Linked DNA regions of Homo sapiens: region 2 is linked to region 1. A link is an interaction called in ENCODE POLR2A ChIA-PET data of the cell type or tissue named here. Cell type or tissue: MCF 10A. All regions are shown on one strand. Each heading gives the region's core, and the rest is flanking DNA. Links, peaks and the distances in the headings are about the cores only. Region 1 overlaps IGF2BP2 (insulin like growth factor 2 mRNA binding protein 2). Region 2 overlaps TRA2B (transformer 2 beta homolog).

Region 1 (4,399 bases), core at 75-4,074:
TTTATCCTTCTTACACAAAGGGCTCTAAAGCTTCAGACTCTAAAATAACTCCTTGCTCCTGACCAGAACTTCAGAAGGCAGTGGCTTGTTGTCCATCTCATTTGAATACTGCAACAGAACCTTAGCAATGAAGTAGAAAGTTGTGATAATATGTATACAGGCTATAAAGTAACTTTGTATATTATTCCTAACTTAGAATAAGAGAAAATTTCCATATATAAAACCTATGCTGAGAAAGATTAGGAACTCAAGTTCAGTATATTTTTAATTTAATATAATTGAAAAGAATTAAAAGTGTTAGTCATAATTTGAAAGAACTTCCTTGAAGTAGTCCTATAGTAGAAGCATTTATAATTATATAAAGAGAAAGAGGTTTTTTTAAAAATCATTGTGGTTGACAGTTAAGTGTAAAAAACATACATGTATGCAGTGTGGGAGGAGGGCCTGTTCCATGCCTTTGACCCAGATATATATATTTTTTCAAATCCTGAAAAAAAACTTGAGGTTTTTTTGTTTAGGATACAGAATGTTGCACAAAGATTGGCATGCTTTCATTTTTATATGTATTTTTAAAAATATCTGTGTCTTAGAGAAGGAAAATAATGGAATTTTTGTAAATTGCTTTTTAGAAAATGGTTCACCTTATTAACAGAACATTTTAAACCTCTTTGACACGTGAAAAAGTCAGTGAAAGCACTTTTTGATACAATACTTAAGTATCTTATGCATTTGTTACTTTTATCTCATGCATTTTGTTACTTTTTTGGTTTAGTAACATAGGACTTAAGATACAGTTAAACCACCAATGAAATGAGATATATAAGAGGTTTTCTTCTAGATAGACGCCATGCTTTTTGACAAGAACATAATTTTATATAATTTATGAGATAAAATAATTACTTTCCTCAGTCAAGAACCTCTAATAGAGCTTTAAAAATTACCAGGAAAGACATTTTTATTACTATATCTTTTCTTTCTCTTTGAAAAATGAAACAAAAAATCGAGTGGTGATTCTTTGGACAGGTTAACCTCATACCAATTCATTAAATAGAGGGTGTTTTTGAAAAAGCTCATGTGAGGATAGGCTATATAGTATTTTTGGATTACATGGAGACCTTTTACTTTGGTCCCTACTGATCCTTGTGATTTTTAACAATGCATACTTCGAAATTTCAGTGGATGTTTTTCTTTATCATTGTATGAATAAGGTTTTGAAGTACAATGTTTTGTGCCCCTTTATTTAAGAGAGTCAGAGGTAGATGATAAAAGCAGTTTAACACTGAAAAAATGCAGTTGAGCCTCTTAAATTATTAAGAAAGAAGGAAGGGAGGAGGGAAAGGGAGGGAGGAGAGGAGAAAGGAGGAGACCATAGAAGTGTAGGTGACTAAACCATGTGTACATCTTCTGCATTTTCTTTCTATACTTCCAGAGCACGTGGCAAAGACTGGTCCTCACTGATAGTGTGTGGAAGATAGTAAGTGATTCCAACGGTGACAGCAGGACTGGGAGTCTCACACAACATATTCTTTTCTTTGACACTTAAAAACTCTGAGTATGTGGTTGCCCTGCCCCAAAAAAGGTTTTGCATTTCTTTCTCTAAGGCCTCACACCGGCCACTTCCTCTCTCATTCTCCTTCTCCTTTGCATTTCCTTGGGGATGGCTGGAAAGGGCTGGCAGTGTGGTGCCTGGTGTGTAGGCCTGCCTGCAGCCCCATTGCCCCCTGGTTGGCCGAGGGTTGGGGAAGCTGGGGAGGCATGTGTGTGCTTGCTCAATGTGTTGGAATGTATGGGTTCTGTGGCATACACTTACTTGGAATGTGCAGCAGACACATGAGCTTCGATGGTTGTAGGGGTCTAACGTTGTAGGCTTTTGTAAGTGGTTGAAAATTTGGGTTACTTTTTTCCCCTGAAGTGCAGTTGTATTTATTCTTTGGAAAGGGAAAACATCTTTATTTTTTGTTTTTCAACCATTGACGGATAGAAAATAATGTTGTGGATACATAAATAATCTGGCCTGTCTCCTGGATCCAGCTGTACTACTGTTTACCCCTTTCTTTTCGAGCTGATAGTGATGTCTTCAAGTCATGGACACTGAATTTGTAAACTAAGCCTTGTAAAACTCCCTGAGTTGTGCCACCACTAAAGATGATGAAATCAAGGATCTGAGAAACCAAATTTTAAGCTCAGATATTGAAAAATGTGGAATTGATTCTCCCTTTTAAGGAATAGAGAACAAGATACTAGTTGCTTAATATTTAAAATTTTTGGCTGTTTATTATTTTTTAAAATGTTTATATATTTTTCTTCTTAAAATATTTGAGATGACAAAGGTACTGGTTACTCAATTATTTGAATTAAAGAAGACAGAGATTTAGATTTGTAAAGTAGGTAAGTCGAAAAGGCATTTTAAGAGTTACAAAGGGCCCAGGAACAGGTGATTGGTTCTAATATAATTATTTCTACATCACGAGAGTGTTGCCAGGGAAGAGTTAGCTCTTTGTTCACTGATTTGCATATTAATGGTATGTTGTGTCTATTTCAATAATGGTTTCAAGAAAATGATTTAGATATTGAAATTGATCAGTGGCTTTAGTTCACAAGTATCGATTGTGGTCACGGTGTTAATACCTGCCTTATAAATTTCTAGGCCAACATTGTATCTTTTATTCTCTATGGCAGTTTTTATTAAACACTGTTCCATAGAGCCTTAGGATTCCAAGGAGATGCCAAATTTATGGGAAGGACGAATGGATGTACGTACATGGGAATCCTGGCTTCTTACCCACTGCCCAATACGAAGACAACTGCATTTGTTGCTGTTTTATATACAGAATTGGAGTTGAGTCTAAGATTTGGTTTAGAAAAGGGGTTTGCTGCTTTAAAACACAGTTTGTAAGCACCCACCCTACAGTGTGTAAAGTGTGTAATTCTGAGTCTTCAGTTCATTCCTTGATTTGACCCAAAGCCCTTTCTTGAGGAAAGTTTAGACCCTGCCCTTGTTACTCCTACATCTGCTTTCCATGGAATAGCCCTCTATTTCCTGTCACTTTCATTTTGGTAACAAGTATCTGCTTTGCCAGCTGCATGCCAGACTACTAAATCTATGGATTTTTCTATAGTCAACAACATAGAATGCGTGCCCTTCAGGAACTTTCCAGGGAGCTCCTTGGCCAGTGATTGCGCTCTGGCTCTTGGCAGAGCCATTAGAGTCAACTGCCTTTGAAGAGTGATGGGCATGGTGACACGGGACCCATTCATTCATCGAAAACAAGTTTTTGCTTCAGGAGGTGGAAGCAGGGTTGGCTTGCTAATCCTTCTTGAGGCAGAGCAGCCCTCCTCTTATCTGTTGTGTAAGGTGGGGCTCCACGAACACAGGAGTGATCTTCAAAACATTTTCAGTTGGTTAGAACGAACAAATGTGCTAGGTCACAAGCCATGATACTTTAATACACACCCCCTCAGTATCAGTCCTACATACATGATTTTTGTTCAAAAACAGGATATTACTTTAAAACAGTAAAAATACTGTTTTCTCAGTGATTTCTTCCCCTATGGCCAAGGACTCTTGGAAAGTCCTGAAAGTCCTTGGAATTTAGCTACGTGTTGTTAAAGATCCCCTGAGAGGTTCTGATGCCCAGGCAGGGAGAGGGGGAGAGAGAGAGAGAGAGAGAGAGAGAGAGAGAGAGAGAGAGAGAGAGACACCCTACTCTGAGCACCGTCCCCTGCCATGTGCTCCATCACTGTAGCCTCCCACAGACTGGCCTTCAGAGACCCATGGTTTCGTATTTTGCACACAACTTTTGTAGTAAGATTTTTGTAAGAGATCACCGTATGTTTACAGGGGTAGATGATGTAAGTGGTGGCAAGGGTGTTCTGGATAGTGCAGGAGGGACAGCTATTAGTTAGCTCCAGCCAACTGCTGCCATTTGGAAATGTAGGGCCAGTGTTCCCAAATCTGATTTTTCAAGAGGAGGTGGAAGTCAGAGTTCTTATGTTAAATATCTGAAGTTTTAAATATTGGCAACAATTCAAAATTTTTTATGGACACTGAAGGTCAAAAAAAGACAGCTGTGGGTTGAATCTGGCCCACGGGTTGCCAGTTTGCAGTCTCTGCCACATGAAAATCTGTATCTTCTATAAAACATTGTTGAAGACACTGTCCTTTATGTTTAGTATCCCTTACACATAGGCTTGTCTATGAGTGAGAGGGAAAAGTCCTTTTCTTGATAGGCAGGATTAACTCGTATGGATCTTATCTAATGATGATAGCTGTTTGGAAACTCAAAATCAAATTAGGTCTTAGTTGCAGTAGCCATTTTTCATCAGTTATTATTTTACCTATTAATAAAATAATAATTATTTTTTCCATTATAAAGTACCCTACATTTTTATCTTTATG
Region 2 (4,399 bases), core at 276-4,275, 120 kb before region 1:
TTTGTAAAAAGAGGCACTCCTGGCCTTTAAGTCACAATTACAAGAAGTTGAATAAAAAGTTGATGAAGTGCAGGGTAATCTTTAGAGCCCAATAATGGTCACAGCGTATAGGTTGTGTGAGATTTGTATGTTGGTCTTGCACGCAGTGTAATGTTCTGAGCCTCTCAATATTGTAATGAGTTTCTACGAGTGAGTCTTTACTAAAGGAATCCAGAAACTAAGGAGACACTGATGTATGGACCAGATGTTAAAGAAAATGTTTTGACCCAGCAGATACTCTGATAGAATACTGGCTATTATTTTTGTAAAGCCGATGTGATTGCAACATAGGCACGTAATCTTTATCATTAGAGATGAATAGCAGCATCTGGACACCAACCCATCAAACTGCTTTTCAAATTCTGCAGTTTTTCTCATCTTCTGCTGAATCTTGGGATGTCTTTTTATATTCCTTGGTTTTAGCTCCTAAACTCTAAATTCTAATTTTCAAAACTGAAACATCTCTGAATCTACTTCTTTCTAAAGAATTGCAGCCATCTCACCAAATTTCCTTTAAAAAAGGATTGAATTGTCAAATAGGAGGAAATTGTTTTGTATTGTGAGTCTGGTTAGGTTTATCAGTCTCTTGAAACCCGGTTGAAATATTTTTTTCTTGGTTTTAAACAAGAATGCTTTAATATTGTGGATATTGTCTGGAACTAGAACGTGACATTTTCAAGCTGACATTACAGGTGATTTTATAAGGTAAGTACTACTGGTTTTGCCAAAAGGTTGAAAAGGAATTCAGGTGGTGGGGGAAGTGTTAATGGGATTTGCCTTACATAGCGTTTTTTCCTCCTTTCTCTACAATAAAATCCGAACGTAGGTGGTAAATATTAATGCTTTCATAGCTATTTTGCCCAGGACAAGGGCAGAGCTACAGCTGTGTATATTTCTTGAGCCTTAGCATTTTATGTTGATCAGTGTTTTTACATATGCGACTGTTTTTTTAACAAGGCATGGTGACTGATGTTTAGGAATTTTAAGTGTTTTGACCCAGGTTAGTATTGGGGGTGTGGGCTATGTAGAATTAGATATTGAAATCACTTAGTCTTGTTTTTAAACTGCAAACCAAAAGAAGTTCTTCACTGTAGCAAATTACAGTCTTGAAATTCCCCCAAAATCTTTGCTTTGAATTGGGTTTTGGAGGTTACATTGAGATTGATGTTATCAACATAGATTGTTACCTGACAGTTTGGATAAGGGGCCCCTTTTTCTCTAATTTTTGTGGTTAGAAATTAGGTTAAAAGGTAGTCTTCTGAAAAGTCAAAAGATATTTATATTTGCTTTTGTTGGGGAGTACTGACTGTTTTATGAATGTAAATTTAACAGTCTGTGCTATATTTACAAGAGAGTTTTTATAAGCACAGGCCTACAACTAATTTCAGATGATGTTTTTTTCCAGACACTATTCTCCAGTTTTTGAGGATTTACTTATCCATTTACTCTTCTGGTAGACAGTTTGGCTGCCAGAAAAAAATATAGTCCTTATTATATTGATATGAGCATTGACCTTTCCATAACAGGATTAATGAGGTTTTCTTTGCCCCTGTCCCTCCCAATTTTTAAAATATTGCCTTGTCAGTCAACTTAATGAGTTTGTGCATGTTTAATGTTAAATGGATTCTAGTTGTATCCCCTAGAAACATTTTAACAAAAATTGTGTTGATAGGACAAGTTTCTGTTTATTTCTAACTAGGGTCTCTTAACTAAATGTACATAACATTAGCCCAAGAGTTGATCTTCTGGTTTTATAAAGTAGCCACTTGAACTTAGCTGAGTTGAATTAAATCTAATATTTATAATAATTTAGTAATGGTTTTGTTCTTAGACTATAAGAGAAGGAACCAGGTTAGGAAGGGGTAATGAAGTAACAGCAGGAAGGTATCCACATTGAAAACAGTTGTGATAGCTAGAGCTATGGCCTCTATTCTTGTATCTTCTGCATCTAAGTGCCCTGTCTGTATCGAAGTTTTAGGAGGCCCTAAGGAAACCTGCTTGGGCATTCTGATTCCATGATTACATTTGTGCTGCCAGAAAACATTTCCCATTGCATTTTAGTGATGGAGATTTAAAGAAAGCCAATTACTGTAACTCCCTTAAATAAAAACATATTTAAAAATTTTCGGATTAAATAAACAATAATTGACTCTAAAACTAGACTGGAAATTATCCTTTTGTTAGGAAAGACATCACAGCACTTGCCAGATTAACGATGGTTGTCTTTATGCCCAGATAGGTATAAAGACTTGCAATTTTTTTAAACAAAGCCTTACATTTTTTTCAGGAGGAAAAACCAGGAGAGGAAGTAATTGACAATAAAATGAAAGATCATCAAAGTGAAATGTAGGATAACAAGAAAAACTAGCATGTTTTATGTAGGCAGTATTTTATTTTGTTTAGTATGTTCAACAGACATTTACAGATCAACTAAATTCAATCTTTTTAATTATTTGAGGAGGTGAGCTGTAATTTAAATAGTGCCACCTTTTAAAGTAGTATTTCTCCTTTGGACATCCAGAAGACTTAATATTTTCTAAATTGAGGGGGAAAATGTACAACAAAACTCTTTGAAAATACCAGTGTTGGATTCAAGTTTGTTCTGCTTTCCTTCATAGCTACTGGCATATTGTAGGTGGTTGACTTGATTTTGTCTTTTTATGATTCATACTATAAAATCTCACTAGAGCAGCTTTTCCAGGGGGTGGGTTACACTTAAGCTCCAAATTGTCAGGTTCCCTGACACCGTCTTTCTGCAGAGCTCTTTAAATACAGTACAAAAATGTGTGACGCTAAATACGTTTCTTTATCCTATCTAGACAAGTCACAATACTGTAAACCTCTTCAACCCTGAGCGTTTGTCATTGTACAAATGAATTGTCCGTGCTTTCCTTTCATGCACTTATGTATTAATGTGTCACTTTTTGACTAGAGGTGTGCTTTTGACACTTAACCTATTTTCTATTGAATATAATAAGAAGTGTGAAATGTAACTAATAGTTCTTAAAATGTTAAATGAACAGTAAATGTTCAGTGGCGCACTTCACATTCAACTTAAGCATGATAAGTCTATTTGGAGTAGAGAAATGAGATTACCATATATTCTAGAACCAGCAGAAAACTATGTAGTTTTCAGTTTTTTGAGCTGCATATTCTAGTTTCTTTTTTTTTTTTTTTAATCCAAATCAACAAAGGGATTTTTTTTTTCTAGTTTCAGTTTTGGCACTGGATTTTATCCTGGAGTTTTAAAATATTCTTCATCCTGTTCTTTTTCTATTAAGGTTAATGTTGAAGAAGGAAAATGCGGAAGTCGTCATTTGACAAGTTTTATAAATGAGTATTTGAAGCTCAGGAATAAGTGAAGCTGAAATTTGAAAAAATAAAAGAAAGAATGCATGCTAATTATCAGACCAGAAGTCCCACTTGTAGAATATTGAGCAATTTGTGTGAAGTGGGGAAGATGAAAGAAGTCAGAATTTGAAACGGAAGAATGAAGAAAAGAAATAAAAATGAAGTTAAGATAAGAAGTAATCTGGAATCAGAAAGCACTACGCTAAGTAATTACTAGTCTGTTTATGTGTCCCTGTATATTTTGCTAAACATGCATGCATTATTTGTTTAATAGAGGAAAATATATACAGGGTAAAGAAGTGCCTTCCAGGGGAAACGTTTAAATTAGGTAATTCTGATTTTAACTGCTTAGTTAAATGATTGAAATGCAATTTTTAAAAAATATTTAGTAGTCAAGCACCAGGCAGCAGTGAGCTCTCCAGCATGGGTAACAGTGGGCTTCATGTTGTCCTCTCTAGATAAACTTTACCTGTCTAATGTTGCTGGTCCTGGGGCATGAGCGAATACCTCCAGGGTTGGAACTGGTGGTCTTTGCCACCTCCCTGGACTCTTAGATTGCACTGTCCCCTTTCCTTCAGTACTGAGCAATGTATAGTAGAATATTTTCTGTTAAACCATTTTCAAAGGAATGTCACCAGGATGGTTATGGAACCAAACCCCCAAAATCCAAACAAAGCATTGAACAAAATAGTTCCCTTTGGCATTAGTGTGTTAGTTTTTTCCATATGGCACTAGTGGAAATCTGTGAGCATTTGGGCCCTAAATTTAAGATGCATATTTGCTAAATACACAGGGATGGTTTTTCAAATTCTGTTTCTGTTTAATGCCTATTTCAGCTGATTGACTAGGATTACTGATAAAATACCGTAGCTTCCCCTTAGAAGAGGTGGGTCACACAAGTGAACAGGATAGCTAATACAAATTGCAGTAATGGCAGATGCTTTCATTCCTATTTCTCCTTTTTTGCTATCAACATTTAGCTATTGTAATGTTAGAGGTAACGGTTACA

Evidence for each region. ChIA-PET counts read pairs that join two places held together with the same protein. Peaks named below come from ENCODE experiments on the same cell type or tissue, not always from the same donor. Only the 100,000 strongest peaks of a DNase experiment are listed, where the experiment ranks them.
Region 2: POLR2A ChIA-PET joins it to region 1 with 17 read pairs; 16 of 35 experiments call an interaction of 5 or more read pairs at or near these places.

Annotation. Positions count from the first base shown.
Region 1 is chr3:185,811,131-185,815,529 of GRCh38, reverse strand. All of the region lies in intron 2 of IGF2BP2 (insulin like growth factor 2 mRNA binding protein 2), which reads left to right. Among named protein-coding and RNA genes, the nearest start is that of IGF2BP2, 12 kb to the left of the region's middle. In MCF 10A, for the core only: no CTCF peak of the experiment used is centred there; a DNase peak (open chromatin) is centred at 1,739.
Region 2 is chr3:185,930,774-185,935,172 of GRCh38, reverse strand. All of the region lies in intron 1 of TRA2B (transformer 2 beta homolog), which reads left to right. Among named protein-coding and RNA genes, the nearest start is that of TRA2B, 5.0 kb to the left of the region's middle. In MCF 10A, for the core only: no CTCF peak of the experiment used is centred there; no DNase peak of the experiment used is centred there.